Linked DNA regions of Homo sapiens: region 2 is linked to region 1. A link is an interaction called in ENCODE POLR2A ChIA-PET data of the cell type or tissue named here. Cell type or tissue: PC-3. All regions are shown on one strand. Each heading gives the region's core, and the rest is flanking DNA. Links, peaks and the distances in the headings are about the cores only. Region 1 overlaps GUCY1A2 (guanylate cyclase 1 soluble subunit alpha 2). Region 2 has its middle 400 kb from the start of GUCY1A2.

Evidence for each region. ChIA-PET counts read pairs that join two places held together with the same protein. Peaks named below come from ENCODE experiments on the same cell type or tissue, not always from the same donor. Only the 100,000 strongest peaks of a DNase experiment are listed, where the experiment ranks them.
Region 2: POLR2A ChIA-PET joins it to region 1 with 11 read pairs; 4 of 35 experiments call an interaction of 5 or more read pairs at or near these places.

The regions. Positions count from the first base shown.
Region 1 is chr11:106,698,143-106,711,463 of GRCh38, reverse strand. It overlaps GUCY1A2 (guanylate cyclase 1 soluble subunit alpha 2), which reads left to right. Exons shown (of 8, transcript NM_000855.3): 7 at 2,798-2,952. Among named protein-coding and RNA genes, the nearest start is that of GUCY1A2, 310 kb to the left of the region's middle. In PC-3, for the core only: no CTCF peak of the experiment used is centred there; a DNase peak (open chromatin) is centred at 4,923; H3K27ac peaks cover 1,272 bases.
Region 2 is chr11:106,611,308-106,624,628 of GRCh38, reverse strand. No RefSeq gene overlaps it. Among named protein-coding and RNA genes, the nearest start is that of GUCY1A2, 400 kb to the left of the region's middle. In PC-3, for the core only: no CTCF peak of the experiment used is centred there; no DNase peak of the experiment used is centred there.

The DNA.
Region 1 (13,321 bases), core at 1,791-9,790:
GAAAGACAAATAAAAGTCTATGTTTTCAAAGTATCTATATTTTGCAGTTTTACTGATACTACCAATTGTTTCTTAATTAATACAATTATTTTTAAAGCTGTGAAGTTATGTCTGCTACATCAAGATCTTTAATTTACTTGGAATGTTTTTTCCACATAAAACAAAGTTGATCCAGAGCATTCTAATAAAAAAGACATCTTTTTCTCACTTATCTGAAATGCCAACTCTTTTATAAATCTAGCACCTACATATGCATGGCAGCCTTTCTGGGTTAAATGCTCCATTTGTCTATTTGTTTATATGATGCTATCCATGCACTAATTAGATATGTTTATGGTAGGGCAAATACTGTAACTTGTCATCTTTCTCAGATATATCTTGACTCTTTCTACCATACTGAATTTTCAAATAAATTTTAGAGTCAATTTTTTAAAAGTAGGTGAAAAGGTTATAAGGGGATGCAGCTAGGTCACATTAGTTTCAACCTATCTTTTTATGAGTTGATATATGCAGAAGTCTCCAGCCCCAATACAAGGGTTGTTCTCAGACTGACTTTTTTCCTTACAACCAGAGTGGCAAAGAGAGCCTGGTGGTGAAGGGGTGATATTTGGCTACTTGGTAGGCATCTAGGGGTCAGGTTTCCTCCCTCCAAGGAACACTCTACATTCCCCTAGAACTAAGGATATCATCTCCCACTTGTTATCCATTCGCTTCAGTTATTTGGTGTAGACTGTGTCAGTATAACCCCATTACTGTTATCGTGTTTAATTATATAACAACTGTACACTGAGAGCTTTTTCAAGGCATGGACCAGACAGACTAATCAGAGAGTAAATACACAGCACTTAATTTACTCTTCAGAATTTTTAATCAATGCCTATTGACTGTCTCAAGGGTTGAAGTCTCTATTTTAACTCCATTTTAAAATGGAGTTAAATGGGGAATTCAGCCAATTTATTCAACATTTATCACTAATGTTGAATACCTGCTTTGCTCTAGGTACTATACTAAATGTCGAATATTCAGCAGTAAAGAAATATATATACTATATACATGTATATAATATATAACTATATATTATATATATAACTATATTATATACATGTATATAATATATAACTATATATTATATATATAACTATATTATATACATGTATATAATATATAACTATATATTATATATATAACTATATTATATACATGTATATAATATATAACTATATATTATATATATAACTATATTATATACATGTATATAATATATAACTATATATTATATATATAACTATATTATATACATGTATATAATATATATAACTATATATTATATATATAACTATATTATATACATGTATATAATATATATAACTATATATTATATATAACTATATATTATATACATGTATATATTATATATAACTATATACTTTATACATGTATATAATATATATAACTATTATATATAACTATATATTATATACATGTATATAACTATATTATATATAACTATATGTTATATACATGTATATAATATATAACTATATGTTATATATAACTATTCTATACGTGTATATAATATATAACTATATATTCTATACGTGTATATAATATATAACTATATATTCTATACGTGTATATAATATATAACTATATATTCTATACGTGTATATAATATATAACTATATATTCTATACGTGTATATAACTATATATTCTATACGTGTATATAACTATATATTCTATACGTGTATATAACTATATATTCTATACGTGTATATAATATATAACTATATATTCTATACGTGTATATAACTATATATTCTATACGTGTATATAATATATACACGTATATAATATATAACTATATATTATATATAACTATATATTATATACACGTATATAACATATTTATATAATAATATAATATATTATATTATTATTATATTTATAGAATAATATATATTATTATATATATATAAATATATAATAATATATATTATTCTATAAATATAGAATATATATTATTATATATACTTATATATAATATATACATAGTATAATATATAATTTATATAATATATAATATATATAATTTATATATATTATATAAAATATATAAATTTATATATATTTATATAATATATATAAATATATATAAATATAAAAATATAAATATATATAAATTTATATATATAAATATATTTATATATATTATATACAATATAGTATACAATTATTAATAACTATATATAATATACATGTATATTATATATAGTTATATATAATATATAGTTATATATATTATATACATGTATATAATATATATAACTATATCCTTCTCTGATGGGAAAATCCAACATTTAAACAAAATAAACAGAAATATAAATATTTAATTTATAATTATGTTTAGTGCTATGAAAGGAACAAATAAGGTTTTATTTAAGAATAACTGGAGGGAGAAAGTGGAGAAAAATATACTTTTCAAGTTAGACCATATTACATACAGATGAAATCTGATTTAACCTGTAACATAACCAGATTTATGTAGCAAATTAAACATAAATTTTTTCATATACTTAATCTATTTATTTGTGTATTCAATAGCATTTATCTTCTTTGAGCCCTATAATGATCCAGCTATTAGGCTCACAAAAATGACCAGGACTCAGTTCCTGTCTTTGAGGAGCTCATAGTTTTTTTTTATTATTATTATTATTAATTAGCAGTGCCTTTCATTAAAATAATTGCATACCAAATGGAAACAAATATGTTCCTTTTCCTCTTTCATTCTTCTTTAGATGAGGATAGGAATTCACTCAGGCTCCGTGCTGGCTGGAGTTGTTGGGGTGCGAATGCCACGTTATTGCCTGTTTGGAAATAATGTCACACTGGCAAGCAAATTCGAGTCGGGAAGTCACCCTCGGCGCATCAATGTCAGCCCAACCACTTACCAGTAAGTGTTCTCTGGCCTCCTCCTTCCTGTCTTGGCCTTTGTTTTGGGCTGCTATGCTGTCATCTGTGAGTCCCTGTTCTTTTTCTTGATCCTGTCATTCTCCAAGATATTATGAGTAGAACTGCCCAAACCCAAAAGATAGATAGTAATTGTGACACAAACTTTTATTTGCACTCTGTGAGAGTGCATGAAAAATCTGACATGACTGAGAGGTGAATATAGGTTTGTCATTTCCCACAGTCTCTGTCCTTCTTAAGTATACCTGTTTAAAATACAGGAGAGCAAATGTTCTTAAGGATCTGCATTATAATAGAAATCTCAATATTTTCAAAATGTTTCTGTTTATAAAAATGGAAGAAATACAATAGAAAAGGTGGTTGGACTGTTTTTTTGAATAAATAAATAAAGTCTTTAAATTTATATATATATAAATTATACCTTACTCAAAATGCTTGGGACCACAAGTGTTTTACGGTTTGAAATTTTTTGAGTTTTGGAATATTTGTGCATATTACCTGGTGAGCATCCCAAATTTGAAAATCTGAAATCCAATATCTTCCAAAGAGCATTTCCTTTCAGTATCGTGTTGGTTCTCAAAAAGTTTCAGATTTTGGAGCATTTTGGACTTTGGGATTTTGAATGCTCTGCTATACCAGGTACAGAGTAAAACATTAAATTCTTTTTATCTTAAAGGTAATCTTTGACAACACTACACATTTTTGCCTCCTGAATTCATTCTTATTTTGTGTCTGGTAGAAATTTCCCCTATTAGATATTAAGCCCTGTATATGGGCAGCGACTGTGTCTCTCACAGTCATAATGATGAGTTTGGCTCATCATTATATCCCCAAACTTATAAAAATGTCTAGCCCATAATAAGCACTCTGTAAATATTTATCAAATTAATGAATAAATACATTGATAAGATGGACATTTTCAAAATTAACAGCAAAGAAAAGCATGAAAATGTCTTACTTTATCACACTTTGGCTTTATTCTGGGCATTACTGTACAGCTGCTTAATTAATTTCATGTTTTAGGTAACTTAGAATCATACTGAAAAAAATGTATAGTAGGAATAGTGGCCATTGATTTTTCTATTAACATGGTTACAAAAAACTCAAGCAGAAAATTTGAATATAAAGATAAAAGTTGACTATAATAATAAATAAAATAGTGATATTTTCAAACTTTTGATACCAAATTAGAGGGTAATTTGGTATCAGAAATTCCAGAGAGGGAATTTAAAGTTTTTAGATGAAAGCAGATACTTCCAGATTCTGCAAAATAGATGAGAAAGAAAACTGAAATTACAAATATAAAATTAAGAGAAAGTGCACATTAAAAATACATTTTAAAGCTCTTGCTAAGCTCATTAAAGTAGTGGATACCTTGATTTTACAGTTTTTGAATAAAGACACACCTCTTACTAATTTTAAGGAACCCAAGAGATTTTGAGGGCCTCACAGACAACTTCTGGACAAAGTTTCAGGATTCTATCTAATCATTACTTATCTAAGAACTATATGCTATTTTCAGGATATTTATAAGAGGATTTGCATCTTTTAAACTTCTCCCAATTTTCCCAACACAATTCTGGGCATATTACAGATGATCTGACAACAATTACCATGGCAAATTGAATTTTGTCAAATTCTCTAGTAGAGATCAGTGATTCTGATACTTTCTGCTCTATACGATGAAAAAAGTTACTGAAGATCAGCTACCTCACTCATATCCTATTACATGGTTCCATTTATTCCCATCATGGTATTGATACTTATTTTCCATGTTTGTGTAACTTAGTGTAGATTTATGTCTTCTGTGACAACTTCACTTAAAAAAAAAAAAAAAAGATGTGTAAAAGAATGGGCCCAACCTGTGTGAGGAGTTCATGCCCTGTTGCTTAGACATCATAACAGTAGCTGGCTTTGTTTACATAGTGATGTATTAAAAAAAAAAAAAACTCTGCCAGCCATACAAGTCTGTGCATTTTGGTGGTGACTCAGAGTTTTTGTAGTCTTTTTCACAGTTTATGATGATCCTTAGTGATTAACAAGGTCTGAGGAATGAAATCATTTCAACTACTGCATACACTGAAGCTTACTGTTGTGTTATTGTTCTGCACCTTCACCCCCAGGCCCCCCAAAATCAAACAGAGCCATAGATAGACACGTTGAGCTGACAGGTGGGTAGATTCTTAGAACAAATATAATTTATGAAGTAAAACCCAGTATTAAGCTCATGAGAGTTTGAAATCTCTATTTTATCCCTGAATTACATTCTGTAGAATGTCCAACATTACCTGTTTATCTTGAAAACTATATGATTATTATAAACTTTGGAAGTGGACTGTTTTGATATTATGATAAACTGAAATCATTTTTTGAATTGTTCATTCCAAATGCATTTTGTCTTAAATATTCAAATAATTGAATTTTAAAAATATTTTTGTAACTATTGTGGAGTACTGAAAAGATAATAAAATATCCATGATCCTACCATAGTTAAACACTTTATATTTTGCTTCAGATATTTCTTAATAAAAATGAACAAAACATTTTCTTTGTAATTTTCTCAGTCTTTCATTGTGACATCCTAATGAGTTTGGTGTGTTTCAAAGGCCCGTGTTTTGTTTTTCCTTCTTTTTTTTGAGACGAGTCTTACTCTGTCGCCCAGGATGGAGTGCAGTGGCACAATCTCCGCTCACTGCAACCTCCGCCTCCCGGGTTCAAGGGATTCTCCTGCCTTAGCCTCCCAAGTAGCTGGGACTACAGGTGCGTGCCACCACACCTGGCTAATTTTTTGTATTTTTAGTAGAGACGGGGTTTCATCTTTTTAGCCAGGATGGTCTCCATCTCCTGACCTCGTGATCTGCCCTCCTCGGCCTCCCAAAGTGCTGGGATTATAAGCCTGAGCCACTGCGCCCTGCCTCAGTCCCATGTTCTATATATTAACTTTCTACATATGTATCCATGAACAATATAATTTTATTTTACATGTTTTAATTTTCATAAATGGTATTTTACTGTATGACTGTTATCACTAACTTTGGTTTCTTTTAAACACAATTTAATACTTTTAAGATCTATCCATGTTGGAGCATCTTTCTTTGGAAATTCCAAAGAAAGAATGGGTTTGGTAATTTGGTCGAAGGTGCATTTTGAGCTGTAACTAAAAGCTGAGATAGTAATCAGTTTATTCCTATGTGTTTTTATTAACAAAAGTCCCTTACTGATGACTGTCTAAATCATAGACAGCTCTAGCTCATCATTTTAATCGCTGTATGACATTTCAGTGTATGACTCCACCATATTTTAATATTTCATACATATATTCCTCTGTTGATCAACACTTCGGTATATTTTCTATTTTTTAATTATCACAAAGTTTGTTCCTGTGAACATTATTTACATGACATTACAAAAAAGAAATTTTTATTGAGTTTTAAGTTTTCCAAATTAGACATTTTCATTTTTCTTCAATAAATGTGTTTACACACATTTTTGTTCCCATCATCCCAATGATGGGATAAGTTTTTTATGGGATATGGATTTTAAATAGTGCACATAATATATGCACCATTAATATATGCACTTTAAATAGTGCATATAATATATATATCATATATACTAATATTACTTTACTGCATATAATATATATTTTAAAATAATGCATATATTATAAACAACTGTCTTAACATCATGCTGCTGATCTATAAAACAGAAATAATTGCTTATATGAAGGATGGCTTTAGCAAATTTTGAAATAAATGATTTATCTCAGCATAATTATTTTTTCTTGCTACAGTGCAAACTAAAAGTGTAGAAAGACTTGAATTACTTTGGTATGAAATTTTTCTTAATCTTTAAACATTTTTGCTTTTCTCATTTTACAATTGATCTACTTCCAGATGTTTTAGAACGCCTATTTTTAATTGACTGTGAAAGGCTTCTTTCTGTTAAAACCAAGCTTCTTCCTAACCACTGCTACCTGAACAGCTCATTGTATGAGAGCATGTACAGTCGAGCAGATTAGGCAGTGGTGAAGTGCATGAGCTCAGAATCAAAATGCCTAAGGTAGAATCCAGGCTCTAAATTTTCCTGTCTACATGAACTTTAGTGACTTAATTTCTTTGGACCAAGTTATCTCATCTCTAAAATGGGTACATGTTTATGAAGATTATTGTTGGCATTTAATGTGATATTTTTAAAGCTCCTTATACTTGGAACATATTAGACATTCATTTACTGCTTCATCCTGTTCTTTCCATGGAGGAAGAAACCATCTTATTCCTTCACTTGAATCTCATAATTTATAAATTTAGCCATGATGAATGATGTGTGCTAGTAGGATTACAGACCTCATCTGGAAATTTGAGAGAAAGAATGGGTTTGGTAATTTGGTCAAAGGTGCATTTTGAGCTGTGACTAAGAGCTGAGATAGTAATCAGTTTATTCCTATGTGTTTTTATTAACAAAAGTCCCTTACTGATGACTGTCTAAATCATAGTCATATGATTAAAAATTGGCTGTGTACATGGGAAATTCCCAAATTTAAGCTAAGGTACATAATTAATTCAATTAATCACATGATTAATTGAATTATGTACCTCTGCTTAAATGTGGGAATCATATATGTATATCTATATACATATGATTACTAAGTAATCATTACTTAATAAGTAATCATATATATGTATGTAATCGTATATATAGTATATAATTAATCTAATTAGTAAGTAATCATATATATGTGATTGCTTACTAATTAGATTAATTACTTACTGTTGGCTTCAACAACACAAACATTATTTTATAGTTCTATAGGGCACAAGTCTGACACAGGTCTCACCTAGCTAAAATCAGCGTGGGCGTCATGAGGCCTTCATTCTTTGCTGAAAGTTCTAGGTGATAACATGCTTTCTTGCCTTTTCCAGCTTTGAGGCCACTCTCATTCCTCTGTTCAGAACCTTCTTCTTCCATCATCAAAGCCAATAATAGTTCATCTTTCTAATTCTACTTCTATCATCACATATCTTTTACTGACTCTTCCTCCCTCTTCTACTTTTAAGGACTCTTTTGTGATTATGTCAGGCCCACTGGATAATCCATGGTAATTTCTCTATTTTAATGTCATCTGATTAGCAATCTTAATTCCATCTGCACCCTTAATTCATCATTGCCATGTGTATTAGTCAAGGTTCTCTAGAGGGACAGAACTAATAGGATAGATGTATGTATAAAGGGGAGTTTATTAAGGAGTATTGACTCACAGGATCACAAGGTAAAGTCCCACAATAGGGCGTCTGCAAGCTGAGCAGCAAGGAGACAGTCCAAGTCCCAAAGCTGAAGGACTTGGAGTCCAATGTTCAAGGGCAGGAAGCATTCAGCATGAGAGAAATACGTAGGCCAGAAGACTAAACCAGTCTAATCTTTCCATGTTCTTCTGCCTGGTTTTATTATGGCTGTGCTGGAATAGATTAGATTGTGTCCACCCAGCTTGAGGGTGGGTCCGCCCTTCCCAGTCCACTGACTCAAATGTTAATCTCCTTTGGCAACACTCTCAAAGATACACCCAAGAACAATACTTTGCATCCTTCAATTCAATCAAGTTGACACTCAATATTAAACGTCATACCATGAGACCTAACATATTCACATTTTTCAGGGATTGGGATGTGGACATCTTGGGAGGTGGGGGTTATTCTTCCTACAAGAAGGGAAAATTTAAATGCTAAAACCTGCCTGGAAATATAGCCCCAATCTTACTTCTGCATACTTGTCTTTGAGGATTTGAAAAAAAAAAACCATATAAATTATGTAAGCAAAATCTAGGGAGGAAAAAGAACTTTCACAAATGAGACCTCTGGCCTGTAAAGGATTTTTACTGGGACTTAAGATATAGATTCCTGAAGACAGGAATCTAGTGTAGGACTGAATGATATTTCTATATTTAAGAAGCAGTAGAGCCCTTGGCTTGAGAAGACTAAGAAGCTATCCTGAGAAATAAGCAGTTTTTATAAAGATGACTGCAGTCCTCTCACTGCATAACCTGCCCTCAGACACAGATACCCACATATCATCTCTTACAAAACTCAAGAAGTTATAATATTTAATTTCTCTTTAGACCTCTAGCACCAAGTTTAAAATTGCACAGACCACATTTTTGTGCAAGAGTTTGATACAGTGCATAATTCCTACCCTAGGAATTAAGAGAACTGCATCTAATATTGGTTAAGCTATTTGATGTCCTAGATGAGCTCTCATGCATCTTTTAGCTCCAATATCTCATCATAGTCACAGCAAACATTTATTGAATTACTGACAATTTATTTATATTGTCATTTAATCCTTACAGCAAGAGTGTGAGTTCTGAATTGTGATTATCTTTGTTTTTCAGATGAGAAAAACTGAAACTTAGGTTAAATAAGTCACTAAGAACATTGAGCTAAATAAGTGCGGGAGTCATAATTCAAACCCGTAGCTGCCCTACTCTAAAGCCTGAGATCTTATCTGTGGCCAAGCTGTCCCATGGGTTGATAACTACTTGAAATAACATGGAAAAAAACAATAATTACTTTTTAAATTTTTTAGCTGACACATTATAGTACATGTTTATAGGATACAGAGTAATATTTTGATAAGTGTTTACAATGCATAATGATTAAATTAGGATAATTAGCATAACTATCACCTCAAACATTTATCATTTCTTTGTGTGAGGAACATTCAAACTCTGCTCTTCTAGCTTTCTGAAAATACACAATAAATTATCATTAACCCTATTCACCCCAAGTGCTACAGAACACCAGAATTTATTCCTCCTATCTAGCTGAAATTTTGTATCTGTTAACTTCTCTACATTGTCTCCTCCCCCTTACCCTTCCTAGCCTTTAATACCCACAATTCTACTCTCTACTTTTATGAGCACAAATTTTATTTTTTTAAAGACCCATTAATTTCTGAATATTACTAGCCTCGATGAGAGGATTTCTTCTGCAAGAAAATGGTGAAGAGAGCAGTGGGGAGCAAAGTGGAATTACAGCAAGGGAGATTCGTTTTCTCTTTGTAGATATAATGCCCTCAGGTTGAACTTTTGCTATTCTGGAGTTGTTTTTATACTCAGGATAATAAAAAGGAAGGATATTATTTCTAACGTGTTTATTTGGAGTGTCTGTATTTCTAACTATATTAGTATCTCTGTCTCTAGCTCTGAAATGAACATGAGTATATGGGACAAACTTGTGGCAAGTGGAAGCTTCCAAGTGAAAAAAAAAATTGTCTGTTGCCTCTGTGAGGCTAAAAAACATTTTGTATAAGCATGTCTCTAATGCATATAATAATTTACTGGGAATATAGGCTTGCTTTTAGGAATTTACTTTATAAACAATTTGGAGGAATGCATATCTTTCTGGTAAATTCAGAGAAAGACGAATGGAATAATTGAAGAATGATGACATTCCTTGGGTATAGTTTTTATTTCATTAAACTATACCTTCGATATAGTTTAATAATCAGTAATACTAGTCAAAAACACTAGCTAGAAACTCTGCTTCTGTTCCTTTGTCAATATAATTATTATACAAGGATGAGATACTATGTTATAAATATTTACTCTTCTTCCTATGGACGCTTAATGTGGGGAAAGATCCAAAGAAACTTCAAGAAATTCTTATCTAGTAGTTTTTCTGTAGCCTTTTCTTAAAAAAAAAAATCAACATGCTCATCTGCACTAGTGATTTGATATTTAAAAATAAAAAGTATTCGGGCTGGCATGCTACTATCCTTCAGTCTTTTAAATAACTTTATTAATCATCTTATCCTTTTCTCTATGGAAGCACCAAAACAGTAAACATATTTTACAAAAGAAATATAATCAGTAAAGACAAATGACTTAGTAGTTTTCCCAAAAGGATAAACTGGAGCGGTGCCTCAAGAATTACATTTCTATTTTTCCAATTACAAACAGCAACATTAATATTACCCTTTTAAATGTGCCAATAAAAGTCATATCTAGCACAATTGAATGAGATATTCTACTCATTTCAATACTTCTTTTTACTATCTCTTTCTTTGTCTCTCTGCTATATATCAAAAAGCATTTTCCCCAGAAAATGTAATTCTGTGGATCAGGAATCTGATGCCTTCCCAATTTTTTAAAAATAAGTCTGTCTTTTTTGGGGGTAGGGGGATTTTAGAATATTCCACTTCAGTCATTCCATATATTTACCAGCATATTTAAGGCCATTGCAGTGAAGTCTTTAAAAATCAGAATATAATGTTGCAGTTATTTTTACAGTAAAAATAGTAAAAACTTACCTATTAGCTTACTCTTAAAGGTCTAATTGCTAAAATTTGTAAGAATCAATGAGAAAATATATAATTATGTACTTTGCAAAAGTGGTTGGTTGTTTTCATAGATATGAAATGAAGAGTATGTCTGGAAATTTAAGACATATTTTTCCCTGGGAGGCCGAGGCGGGCGGATCACGAAGTCAGGAGATCGAGACCATCCTGGCTAACATGGTGAAACCCCGTCTCTACTAAAAATACAAAAGAAATTAGCCAGGCGAGGGGACGGGCGCCTGTAGTCCCAGCTACTCGTGAGGCTGAGGCAGGAGAATGGCGTGAACCTGGGAGGCGGAGCTTGCAGTGAGCCGAGATGGCGCCACTGCACTCCAGCCTGGGCGACAGACCGAGACTCCGCCTCAAAAAAAAAAGAAAAAAAAGAAAAAAGACATATTTTTCTTTATGATTTAGTTTATTATTTGGCATAGGTTTGGCTTATATGATTAGGCATAAGATTAAATCTAGAAGTAAAGTTTTGCTGTTTTTCTTTAGGTCCCATTCCTAACTAGTATGAAGGGAAAGCTTGGTGGTTCTCTCTTCTCATGACGGCAGGGCTAAAAAGTTAATTACCTAGTTCCAGGATTCAGAATTTAAAGGCATTAATCTGGTATTCATGTCGATAATTCCTATTTATATGGGAGACATCTGTTAATTTCACACACAGAAAGAATTTCCTTGAAGTATAAATACTGTGATTGGCAACTCTGCTTAAATGTGGGAATCATATACATAAATATATGTCATAAATAACGTTTACAAAGAATGCCAAGCTTAAGTAAATTTTCCACATTATCTAAAATACTATAAGGTGAAAATTAGTTACTAAGGTAATTAAGCATGATTTAAAGCAAAAGAAAAAGTCACTCCTTACATTTTCCTTTCCCTTTCTCCATTAAAAATGGCACCATTTCTAGTGGCCTGGAGGTCAATATTTATTTTGTAATTAACACAGCTTTAATAATCCTTTCTGAAGGTTCTTTTAGATGTCCACAGTTTAGCTAAAAAGGCCAAGTTCTTTAGAAAAGTAAGTGTTAAACATGTTTGGCTGTGGAAACAATTCAAGTAATATCTAACTCAAAATCCAAGGTAGAACATAGATAAAAGTATTACTGTTGAGGATTTTGGGGGCTGCTGTTACATTTAAGCCTTATGATTAGTGTGTTTATGAAGCATTTTCTTTGCATACTCACATGTGCTTGTTTCTGGAAAGAGTTTTTTTTAATATTCTCATCAGATTTCAAAATGGACCGTGATTCAGAAAATATTAAGAATCACTACTGACTGATTAAATAAATGAATGACCAAATAAAATAATGTGAATTTCATATTCCTGTTCTGCCACTAATTAGTTTATGGCCCTGGATAAGCCACATAAATGATCTCATCTTTCATGTACTTATAAACTAGGTTAGGTCTAGATAATTCTACAAATATTTTGTACTAAATCCTGGAACAGAAAAAGTAGCATTAATAGAAAATCAGTGAAATCTGAATAAAGTCTGTAATTTACTTAATAGTAATATACCATTGTTAATTTCTTAGTTTTGACAAATGTACCCAGGTTAAGTGGAATGTTAATATTAGATGAAATTGAGTAAAGAATATAAGAGAACTCACTTCTTGCAGAACTATACTATATATCTTTGCAATTCTTCTATATTATCTTTGCAATTCTTCTATAAATCTAACATTATTCCAAAAAATGCTTATTTAAAAAATTATTATAGTTCTGACATCCAGACCAGGCACAGTGGCTCATGCCTGCAATCCTAGCATTTTGGGAGTCTGGGGGAGAGGATCACTTGAGTTCAGGAGTTTGAGACCAGTCTGGGCAACACAGTGAGACCTTGTCTCTACTAAAATTAAAAAAAAAAAATCCCCAGACATGGTGCATGTGCCTAAAGTCTCAGTTGCTCAAGAGGCTGAGGCAGGGGGATCACTTAAGCCTAGGAGATGGAGGCTGCTATAAGCCGTGATCACACCACTGCACTCCAGCTTCAGCAACAGAGTGAGACCCT
Region 2 (13,321 bases), core at 1,954-9,953, 87 kb after region 1:
GTTGTTCTAAGTGGGATCCACTTCCAGGAGAAGCCAATTGTATCAGGTTACAGCAATGAAACCTGATACAACAGGAGAAACTCGTATTTTTTTTTTTTTTTTGTCAGCCTGGCCCCTTCCCTCTTTTAGTGTTTCCATTTCTGTGTTTCTGACGCATACAAATAGTAGTCGGAGAAATTTTTCCAGAAGAAGAAAATAAGTAGAAAAGGACAGAGGGATGTGTGAGGGTATAAAAAGGAAAGACAGGGGCATTTGAAAGACATTTAAGGCCGGGCATGGTGGCTCACGCCTGAAAATCCCAGCACTTTGGGAGGCCAAGGCGGGCAGATCACAAGGTCAGGAGTTCGAGACCAGCCTGACCAACATGGTGAAACCCCTTCTCTACTAAAAATACAAAAGTTAGGCGGACATCATGGCACACGCCTGCAATCCCAGCTACTCAGGAGGCTGAGGCAGGAGAGTCACTTGAACTCGGGAGGCAGAGGTTGCAGTGACCCAAGATAGCGCCAGTGCACTCCAGCCTGGGTGACACAGCAAGACTCAGTCTCAAAAAAACCCAAAAGATATTTACACATATTTATTGTGGTTGTTATGGGGAAACAGAATGAACATGACAGCACTGGGTCCATCTGCCCCCTGACTTCCAATAACTATAACAATGGCAAATGTGTCTTGATTAGAGACTGTGTCAGGTGCTTTGCCTGCCATGTGCACTGAGAAACTCTGACACACAGACCATTTATTCTGACTCTGTGAGCTAAGTATTAATATTTTCTACCTTTTACAGATTAGAATACCAAGGGCCAGAGGTAATATTAAGTAATTAATATTTCACAGTTACCTACTGCTTAACAATTCCAACCTGTGTCCATCTGACTCTGAAGTCAAAGCTCTTGCCACTACAAAGGTACCTCCAAACTGTTTCTCACAGGTGCACCACTTCACTCATTTCCAGAAGTTTCATGGATCTTTTAGCTTTTCCCATTCCCTCAATTCTAAACCTCTAGCATTTTCCTCATATTTCTATTGTACTAAAAGTGAAATATTTTAAATATTTGGCATGGATAGGTAATTGCCTATATTTGCCACAAATTGTTTCATATTCTCGCAACCAAAAGTTCAGAAAATTAAATGAACTGCATAGGTTATGACTCTCAGCACTCAAATTTATATTTACATTATCACTCATACTGCTTATTCCTGTTAGAATTATCTTTACAAGAACCAGGGCCAGCATGAGGCAGGTAAAGGGTGCAGTTCCATCTCTATCTGGCAGACTAAGTACTCTATTCTATTCTCTTTGACCATCCCTTTTCTTAACTGTGCTTCTGACTCATGGACAAATTGTTAGGGATTGATTGCAGATTAAATTGATGTTCAGAGAAGTCAATGAATGATGCAACTGCTAGACTTTCTCTTAAGACTGTGGAATAGAGGGTTTCCAGTTATCACATAGATGACCTACACAACCTAGGCATCACTGTGTATCAATCTATACAGGCAAAGAAGGGAAGAAGAAGGGAAAGGGTGGGAGCTAACATTGAGTAAGCAACCAAGATGTGCTAATGTTTCTTAGATACTCTATCATTGAATCCCCAAAACAATCTTGAGAGGTAAATATAATTTCTGGATTTATTGAAAATTATTTGTTGACTATATACTATATATCAGGCACTGTTCTATGTACTAGAGATAGAGCAATAAACAAGACAGATCAGATCCCACCTCTTCCAGATCTTATATTCTCGTAAGGTGGAGGCATACAATAGAAAAGCAAAAACAAAACCAAACAAAGGGATGGATGGTGATTTTGAGGAAGTAACATTTTAATCTCAAACTCAAATGACAAGGAGGGACTGGCCAGGAGCCAATCTTGGAACTGGATATTTTAGGCAGAGAGCAAAGGCCCTGAGCCTCTTGCATTCTCGGACAGAAGAAGAGCACACGCAGTGTAATGAATGAGAGGTTGAGTAGTTGAAGATGAAGTAAGACTCATGGGAAAGTTAGAAGGGCCTTTATAGGCCACTGCTTCTCAAACTTTAATGTACACATGAATTACATAAGGATATTGTTAAAAAAAAGCAATAACTGCCTCAGAAGGTCTGTAGAAGAGCCTGCAATTCTGCTTCCAGGTGATCCTGCAGATCACAGTTCGAATACTGAGGCTTTGGGTTTTGATATGATGTTTGTATAAAATTCTAGTGTTACTGAAGCCACAGAAGGGTCTTAAGTGGGCAGTGATGTGATTTGCTTTTGCTTTTCAAAAAATGTACTCTGAATGATGGATTTTACAAAGGGAAGAGTAAAGCATGAAACCGGTTAAAGATTGCAGAAGAAACTGATGTTTAGAGAAGTTCAATGATTTGCTAAAATCTTTCTGTAGATTCATAATGCATGTCCAGGCCTATCTGACCCAACGTCTGAGCTCCTTTATCCATCATTAGATAGATAAGAAAAAGCTTGTCTTAGAAGATGGACATTCTTGTGATAGAAATAGCCTAAGGCAAGACAAATGGATCACTGGCTTCACCATGAGTCTTTTAAAGGTGATCTGCAAAAAGCTACCATTTACTAGGTGCTAGGAGCATTGTTAATTCTGCAATTGTTAGTGACAAGCATATATTACTCACCAGGCAAGTTCGAGAGGAGGACAGCTTCCTTAACTTGGGAAGCCCACTCTTTTCATCTGTGTCTTGGTAGAGGTGAATCGTATTCCAACTCCCAAATGTGCCTTTGATAGCTGAGTTGTTTACTTCCAAGGGGAAATCAGTTTTATTGCATTATTACACAGCAGGAATGAACCCCAAACAGATCCAGAGAGTGCATTCGCAACTATCTAACAGCTGCATCAGGTAACAAGAGGCTTTGCTCAAGTACCCTCTGAGCAGCTGAGACATTAAAACAAGGAAACATCAACAGCTGTTGATGTTTATCACATGTGCCGTCACTAGAAATGAGCCCCATGTTTCTAGTGTAAAAGAGCCTCCCAGCTGTTTCACTTCTTGAGCAGCATAGTACATGGCTCATCACAAGGCCTGCTCATGGGCTACAAATCTAACCATTTATCCCAGGAATCCATCTTCAGGAAAATGCCACGCCTTTTCACAAGTAAAAGAACCTGGTAACTTTTTCAATTATGCCTATATTCTATTCCATTTTCCCTTCTTTTTAACTCTCTCACTGATATTTTTTCTCACCCCAAATACATCGATGGAGGGTAAAATAACATAACTTTTTTCATTCCAATTTGGGTTCCTCAAAATGGTCTTCCATCTGGGATGATTAATAGTTAACATGTATGTAGCTATCACTGTGTGCCAAGCACGGTGCTATATGCTCCACAGATCTTACTCGTGAATCATAATCGTGAGGTTAAACTTGTGTAGGTCCCATTGCTGTCCATTCTATAGCTGAGGAAGCCAAGATTCAGTAGAGTTCAATCAGCTACCCAAGTTCTCATAGATGGTTAGTGACAGGGTAAGGATCCAGATCTACTCTACTCCAAAGCTGCATTCCACTACTAGCCCAGTGATTCTCCAAGTGTGGTTCCTGCATACACAGCATCAGTATCAACTAGGAACTTGTTAAAAATGCAACTTTTCAGGCCCCATCCCAGACCTTCTGAATCAAAAGCTCTCTAAATGGCAATCTGTGTCAGAAAGCCCTCCAGGAAGCCCTTATGCATGCTGAAATTTGACAACCACTAGTGCAAGCCAGGGGTCTGCAAACCGCAAGCCGAGAGACAAATCCAGCCCACAACCTCTTACTGCCTGAATTAGTCCGCTTTCACGCTGCTGATAAAGACATACCCGAAACTGGGTAATTTATAAAGAAAAAGAGGTTTAATGGACTCACAGTTCCACGTGGCTGGGGAGGCCTCACAATCATGGTGAAAGGTGAAAGGTTCCTCTTACATGGTAGCAGGCAAGAGCGAAAACATGCGCAGGGGAACTGCCCTTTATAAAACCATCAGATCTCGTGAGACTTACTCACTAACAAAAGAACAGCACAGGAAAAACCTATCCCCATGATTCAATTACCTCCCACCGCATCACTCCCATGACACGTGGGGATTATTACAATTCAAGGTGAGTTTGGGTGGGGATACAGAGCCAAACCATATCACTGCCCCAAGCTAAGAATGGTTTTTACAACTTTAAAAAGTGGTCAAAATAAAAACAAGAAAAATATCTAACAGAGAACGTATGTGGACGGCAAAGCTTAAACTATTTATCATCTGGCCCTTCACAAACAAAGTTTTCTAAGCCCTACTCAAGACTATATTTCTTAAGGAACTGTGATAACTAGACTTGTTCCTATTGTTTATTCCTTACTGATTGATAACAAGTAATTATTATTTCCCCACACTGCCTGTTTCTTTCAAGATTTCTGCCTCAATATTTTTTCACCCTGATATTTTTAGCAAAGTATCAGCGCTCTGTTTTATACACGATTGCCCCTTTATATGGGCATATCTTTACAGAGCTGAGTTTGCAAAAAGTGCTTTAGGGCACTTTGTCTTCAAACACTAAAATCCCCCGGTGGCTCAGAATGCATTTTTGTGGCTCTCTCCCTTGTACATCCAAGCTCCCAGAGTACTCATTAGTATACTTATAAAATATATGCCTTTTTCTTTATGTGAATATATACCATTATAAATAAATTCTCTTTTCATTATTTTAAGACACATTTCTTTTCGGTTATGTTTATAAATCTCCAAAATAAGAATGCATCTTAAAATTTATGGTGCTTATAGTTGTTTTTGACCAGACAACAATCATGTCATATTTTTCATTCCTACATGAATGAGCTGGGTCATAGGTATTCATATTTCTGGCTTTTGTCATCATAGTCAATACTACCCTCGTTGAGTAGTGTGTAGCTATTTAAAATACATTAAAGATCACATGGCATTTCAGTGTAGAAACAAAAGTTTTTCTTTATGTGGAAAAACATAGAGACAGAAGAGAGGGAAGCAAATATTCATTGTTGTAAGGACAACCTAAATTCCATATTTTCTTGCAAAACACCCAAGTACTTTAGGAGATCAAAGAAAGGAAGATGCTTGTGAATATATAAGGCTCTGTTACATTCTATTTGTGCAGAATGTGTAAAGGGATTGCCTGACTCATGCTAGGCAACTCAATAAAAGTCAAGAGAAACTATCAAAATTCTTAAAATAGATGGATATAATTTCCAAGCAATAAGAGGCTTGTGTGAAAAATTCATACATAACACAACATTTTCTTTAATGCCTTGTGTCATATTTTATTTGGCAGAGTTTCTGTCTTTCTTAATGGTTTGTAAAATTATAATGGGTCTTGCAATCAATATTGTCTTACATTTTATGAGAGTCTTAAAAACTATTAATGAGTGTTGCTAAATATTATGTAATTATTGCTAATTAAAGTAACATGAATTTATTAATTTCTATATTTGAAATGCAATGTTCAGAGGCCACTTACTATATATGCATACTGATATAATCAAGGTTGTTCACAAGTACAGATGTGGTCCAAAGTTGCTTAATTAACTGCTTTTATCCTAGCTTAATTAGATGTTTTTTCTGAAATCCTAAATTGATGAAACAAAACTCAACTTTTTTTTCCTGAGATTAGAAAAAAAAAAAAAGGTGAAGATGCTCTTAGCCAGGCTTGTGTCAAACTTGCAGATTGCTTCTTGTTTTTGTTTTGTTTCACATCTTTTTTCAAGGAAGACTTCTAATGACCTGTCTACAATTCATCTGAAGAAAGGCTTATTTTTTCAGAGTAACCATTTTCAACTCCAGCTTCATCAGAGAAAGCAGAAACCAAAAAATAAAGAAGATAATTTACCATCATGAAAGCACTGGCTTACATCAATGCCCATGATTATTTATTTCAAATTAAATATAAAGGCAATTTCCCACTTTCACTGTCTGATATGGTTTGGCTTTGTGTCCCCACCCAAATCTCCTGTCTAATTGGAATCCCCACGTGTTGACAGTGGGGCCTAGTGGGAGGTGATTAAATCATTGGGGAGGTTTCTAATGGTTTAGCACCATCCCCCTAGCGCTGTCTCCTGATAAGAATTCTCATGAGATCTGGTGTTTAGAAGTGTGTGGCACTTCCCCCTGGTGCACCCTCTCTCTCTCTTTCCTAACACCATGTGAAGAAGGCCCATGCTTTGTCTTCCACCATGATTGTAAGTTTCCTGAGGTCTCTCAGTCATGCTTCCTGTTAAGCCGATGCAGCTGTGAATCAACTAAACATCTTTTCTTCATAAATTACCCAGTTTTGGGTAGTTATTTAAGGCGGTGTGAAAAGGGACTAATACACTGTCAATCTTCTTTGTTGAAAATACTTGCTTTCTTTTTCCATTTGATGCCTGTCCTCTTGCCAATCATAACATGATGGTCTCTGAAAGCTGCTTACCATTTTCTAAAAACCAAAACCAAAAAAAAAAAGATAGTCAAAACTGAATAATTTATTTATATTCAAATGAAGTATGCCTTTAAAAAAAATCATAGCGTATTTATCTTTGTAGAAAGAACAGTAAGATTTGAACTCTCTTTTATGCAGTCAACTTGAATAAAGAGAAACCCAAAATCTATTTCCTACTTGACCTCCTCACCAAATTACTATATAACAAATTGTACAGTTAATATGGATCAGTTATCATTTAAGATTCAAATGCTCTCTTGCCTGATAATAATCTAGTACCATGGGAGTGCTTCTAAGTGAGGGAAGATATATCCCTATGCTTGCAATTACAAAGACAAGTGGCACTTGAATTTTGTGAGCAGAAGATTGGCCCTGGCAAACCAACAGCATGTTAGGTTTAGCTCATTTCCCCTGAATTTCATTTGAGACTGCTTTGCAATAAAAGATGTCCTGATGAAATCATAACCTTCAGTACTAGTGATGCAAAAGCAGTAGCTTAACACTGCTTAAAGCATAGCTTGAGTGGAGAGAAATACAGCATTTCAATGTCAGCATCTCCATTATGAAAATAATAGAAAAATAAGTTTCTCCCTGATTAAGGTACCTCTTTACTGCCTAATAAAAGCTGTGTGAGGCAAGTCATTTTCTCTGTTTAGTTTCCTTGTTTCCTTAACAGGAACCCTATAATTTGGAAAAAAAAAATGTGACTTTTTGAGAATATGCCACTTTCTGAAATATGGGCATGAATCTACTTTACAATGGAAAAAAATCTTGAAATATTCTTTATTTTACTTACTGGATAAAATCAATAAACCAAGCATTTGTTCATTGCTTTAAAATATAATTTTAAGGTCTCTTTTACCAGGTTTTACTGAATAAGCTAAATTGACTGGTCAATAGGCCAGTAGGATTACGAATTTCCTCATGAGATCTTGTCTTATCATTTATTTATGTTTATGTAGCATTTCACACAACACACATGATAAAGTGCAGACAGGAAGACAGGCAGAAAGGGTAAGAAAGAAGAAATGGGAGAAAGAAAGAGGGGAAAGAGAAAAAGAAGAAAGAAAAAGGAGGGAGGAAAGGAAGAAAGAACATTTTTAAAGCAATGAACAAATATTTGGTGTATTGGTTTTATACAAGAAAGAAAGAATATTTCAAGATTTTTTTCTTCATTGTAAAGGAGATTCATGCCCATATTTCAGAGAGAGAAAAAGGGGGAAAGGGAGAAGGAAGGAAGGATAAAAGAAGGGAAGGTACTTCTGGAGGGTAAAAGAGCCTTTCAGTATAACTTTAAATAGAAGTTCTAACTTCAATTAATATTATGTTCCCTACTAGTAGGATGTTGAGTAGCCATCAAGAAGAATACATATCTTTGATTGATGGGGGTAAACTAAGCCCAAAATTATACATGAATTGAGGCTTAACTTATTTCACTCCTTGAGCAAGGTGTAAACTTAAATAAGGCTTGTTTTTTATTTGTCTCATGGGAAAGTCTGTGGGTGGAACAGGCCAGTAGAGGTAGGGCTGAAGAGACAGGCTTCTAAATGGAAAGGCTAGGTATTGGCCATGAGAGGCCAGCTCTGAGGGAGTGGTAGCACCAGCCATGAAGTGGACTGAACCCATCCAATGCCCTGCACCTCTGCTCCTCTCTATTAGTTTGGATAATTTCGCAGTGATTCAACCTGAGGACTTAGAGTTTGGGGAATGGCTTATTTATCATCACAGTTCTTTGAACTCTTTATTAAAAATACATCAGTTTAGTTACTTCTTTTCGATTTCTGAAGTCAAACACAGCAATCCTAGTAGTTACTTGCCATTTGAAATATGTAGAGCAGATTGCACCTCATTTGGCATAGTTTGATGTGTTTGAAAATGTTATGTTCTTTGCTTTCATGTAAAGCGCTCTTTGACTTCACCTAAAGGAGAACTGGTAAAAATTAAAACAAAAAGAAGAATAAAATGGTCAGTTAGAAGGCAGGTAATGCAGGGAGTATTGAGTTTAACAAAACATTGAGAACGTACTTTGATTTTTTATTGAATAAAAAGGCGTTTTTAAAAGAACACAAATTCTTTGTTGATTAAAATTCTAACTGAACTGTGAGGTATTCTGTATTTCACACACAGACCCACAAACATTGGGTAAAATTGGCCGTTTGGTAGAAATCTAAACATTAGATACTGCCCATTATTTGTAAATATCTAAATGGTGGCTCTACCAGTTTTTCCCTATTGAAAACCAGAAGCTTCACTGCATATGACATTCTTGCAATTTCTCAGTACTGATTCTGTCCATGTTATGCATTTTATTGCCAGATAATTTGGAAATCTATGAATATATTATAAGTTTCAAAATATCAGGGTTTTTTTCCATTTTAAATTACTGTGGTTCACATGAATGAGAATTAAAAATCACTAACATTTATGGAACATTCACTGTGTGAAAATGACATATGTTATCACCAGTCTTCATAATAACTCTTCAAAATAAGTTTCTTTAGTTTCATTTTACTGACAGAAAGGTTGCCACAGCACATAACTTGGAGTGAAGAGTGTGAGTTTTGTAGTCTCACAAACCTGGGTTCAAATCTCACAAACCTGGGTTCACATCCTCACAGACCTGGGTTCAAATGTATTCCCTACTGGCAATGTTGGGCAAATGATGTTTGCTTCTATCCCTTTCTGCATTTAGTTCTCATAAAATGGAATTATTAGTACTTATTTCAGGTGTGTATTATAAGAATCAAGTTAGGAATGCACTAGTATATACTAAATGCTCAGTACACCTTAGAGCTTATTAGTTTGGAGTCTCTTGCATGAGGCCATATAATAAGTAGCAGTTTCAGGAATCAGACCCAGCCTATCTAACCTCAAAGTGAAACTAGCATTTTCTAATATACTGAGACAAATCACAGTGATATTCCAAATACATCTAATGTGAGTAATAATACATAAATTCACTACATTTTGAGTATAAAGTCACAGAAAACAGAAGATTTTCTATAGCCAGTTAGTGTTTTGTTATTTAATAAAAAAAATAATATTTATAGCCAAAAGGATTTCAGATAGCTTACCATGAGTAATATTTATTAAAATTCAGGATTATCTTTAACTGAGCACCTAAAAAAATTATATTGAGTTTATGGAAGAGCAAAACTTGTCAGATAAAATTATGAAAAGATAAATTATTAAAATAATAATAAAATAAATCTAGCTTTCTTTCCCCTTTAAGGTCCTTAATTTCTGCATGACTTTATGCTAAGGCCTTTAAATACTATCTCTCAATGGAACTTCCAAGGAACACTCAGGAGGTAATTCACATACTCTTTTCAATTTGTGGTAGTACAGTGAAGGCTTGGATAAATCCTATAACCTAACCAAGTGACAAAACCAGGATCTGAGCCCAGATCGACCTGATGCCAACGCCTAGTTCTTAACCTTTAAAGCAAAAGTGAATTCAATGGGACATTTGAATTAGCACAGCAGAGGCCATTTACAGGAAATAATAGCTCTGGACAGAGCCAGACGTGAAAATATTTAGATATTCATCCCTAGAAATGTCCTTATAGGACAGAAGTTTTTAATTATCTGTGAAACTCTCAAAAGACAATTATTTTATTTAAGCACTCTTTTACCCTGGCTGCTTCTAGCCTCACAGCCACTGGGGCCCTCTCCCCCAGATGCTCTAAGCTTCTTTGTTGCCTGCTATGAAGCTGTAACAGGCCACTCACTTGGGCTGCACTGGTTTGAGCTGAAGGTCAACCTGCTCCCCAGCAACTTCCTATGCAAAGTTCCCTTCCGAGCCTGAGAATGATGACTAAACAACTTCCAGTCTACATATGGCTTAAAGGCAACCTAATATCTCATTTTGTGTCTCAGGCTACCTGAGACTTAAGCTCCCATGACGATCAACCACCTTGTGGCACTGTCGTTTACCAACATTGCCCAGGATGCCTGTCATTCTTCAACTCACTAAACACTGTGAGAGGTAACCATGATCTCATAATAGTCAAATCTCTTCCCAGGTCTCTGATGGCTGATCTTTCCTGTACTATTTCATACTGTTGCCTATTCAAACTTTCTTTCTTTTCCTTTTTTTTTTTTTTTTTTTTTTAAGACAGAGTCTTGCTCTGTCACCCAGGCTAGAGTACAGTGGTGTGATCTTGGCTCACTGCAACCTCCGCCTCCCAGGTTCAAGTGATTCTCCTGCCTCAGCCTCCCGAGTGGCTGGGATTACAGGTGTGCACCACCACACCTGGCTAATTTTTGTATTTCTAATAAAGACGGGGTTTCACCATGTTGGCCAGGCTGGTCTCGAACTCCTGACCTCAAGTGATCTGCCCGTCTTGGCCTTGCAAAGTGCTGGGATTACAGGTGTGAGCCACTGTGCCCGGCCTCAACCTTTCTCAAAAGTTTGTCTCAATTTCCTCACCATCATCTGCAATGACAAAGGTCATAGCACAATATTTAACACTCAACATGGTTCACTAAATTTTGTATTTGCTTATGATTACCTCTGTCATCAACTTTGCCGTGGATAAAGTTGATGAGATTGGGGCACAATCCCTGCATTGTGCCCCAGATATTTGGCTGACTAGAGTAGGTATAGAGGACCAGTTGCAGATCCTCTAACATTCTAAAATGTTTCATAGCTCTAGTTCTCTCTTCCTTGAGATGTTTGGCTTCCTTGCTCCCTTTCTTATCATCCAGTTTTCAAAACTTAGCTCATGTGTTACTTCCCCTTAAAAAGTTATTTCTGATCATTCCATATGAAAATGAACACTCCCTTCTTTATATCCTCGTCTAACTCTATGCTTATTTCTGTTATAGCACCTAGAATGCATTATTTCACTTATTTTTACTCATCTCCTTTGTAACTAGACTGAATTAATTAACCCTGTCATGGACCACCTATAAATGGTATTTAGTGAAATTAACTCAATCTCTCCTCCCTACCTCCAGTCCCAATTCTGCACTCCAGATGTAATCAGTAACAAGTTTGTGTGTGTGCTACCAGAAACTTTTTCTGTATACATTTAAATTTATAAAATTTAGAGTTTTATAAACATTTATACACTCGAAATAGTATACAAATTGGTCTGAAACTTGCTTTTTAATATATTTAAAACCATCATAAACATTTTACCATGTCAATAAATTGGTTTAAATAACATTATGATATTCTACAATATGCGTGTACCTGAATTGATTAAAACAGAGAGGATATATCTTTCTCATTCTACATCCCTTCTATGTAGTACGGTGTTTGGCATAGAGGACACACATCATAAATGCTAGAGGAATAAATGTTATTATTCAAACGGAAACACACGGCCTTTCCAATTTCAAAGAGGTGGGCTTTGATTTGAAGGAAGTCAAAGCAATTTACCACTGTTCTCCCTCCGTGCTGCCTTTCAAATACTGACTTTTTCTGTGCATAGCTTTGGACTGAATAGCAATAACTGTATCCTAAGAATACCTGATATTGCTTGGATTTTTTTTAAGAGAAGCCCCACCTAAACACAAACAGAATGCCTTATTTAGAAACAGATCTTCAAGATGTTTTCATTCCAATTCTAGAGCCACTTCAGTGGTATTCCTCTGAAATTAGGACATGTCAGGCAGCAGCCAGCAAAATTAGCCTGATTCACATTTGTTCTACTCAGTTTGTAGCTCTAGTCAAAGAAATGAAGATTTTGACTTTGTGATTGTCTTAGTCAGCTTAGTCTTGGTCTGCCATAACAGAATGTACGGAATGGGTGCTCTGAACAACAGAAATGTATTTTCTCACATTTCTGGAAGCTGAAAGTCAAAGATCAAGATGCTGTCCTGACTTGGTTTCTGGTGAGGCCTCTCCTCCCAACTTGTAGACAGCTGCCTTTTCACTGTGTCACCATAAAGCCTGTTCTTTGTCACATATGGAGAGGAGGATCTCTGGTCTCTCTTCCTTTCCTTATAAGCACGCCAGTTCTATTGGATTACAATCCCACCCTTAAGAATTTCTACCTTTATGAACTCGTTTAATCTTACTTACCATTTTTAAACAGCTCTGTCTCCAAATATATTCACACTAAGTGGTAGGGCTTCAATATGTGAGTTTTGGGGGGATGCAATTCAGTCCATAACAGTGATACAACATCCCAGGGTAAGGGTTTGCTCTAATTTGCCCAAGACAGTTACAAATTATGTCTATTATCTGGTGTCCCATTGTTAGCAATTCCTTGCAGTCTCAATAAATTATATGGTTACCCTAAGCATCCTCTCTCTCCAACAGGCTTTGCTTTCTTACTATCCAGTTGGACAAGTCATAGCTTGAACTGCAGCAGAAGCATTATTGTGGCCCTGCTCAGCTGCCTTTCTGGTAGTAGGCTTATCATTGAAATCTATAAAAATGGCTTTTGTAGTACACATTTTAATGCTGTTGTCTATGCATGGCCTACTATCTCCCTTTGTTTCAGATGAACTTCCAATTAATTTTTACCCCTATGCCCTTTGGTCTTGAGAACTGGTGTGGCTTTTCAGTGTCTTTGTCAAGTCCCTCTCAAGAAGAGATCTTTGGTGTAACAACATGTACAAGTGGGTCTTTGTGAGTCCTAGGAATTGAACCAAGAGTAGGATAAGAAGTCTGGCTTCTTTTCAGATTCTTCCAGCCCCTGATCACTAACATCTCTGTTAAAAGTTTGCTTCTGGCTTGGACTACTCATTTGCTGATACTGTCTCCTGGTCTTCTGAGGGGGCTGGCTTGCTCTCTCTCTCTCTCTCTCTCTCTCTCTCTCTCTCTCTCTGATGGCATATTTGCTTTCTAAGCTTGAGCAATGCTTCCCCCTTTCCCTCACTCCAAACGCTCTCTCAGCCCTTCGTTTTTGGTCTAAACACTGGACTGACCCCTAGGTCTTCTT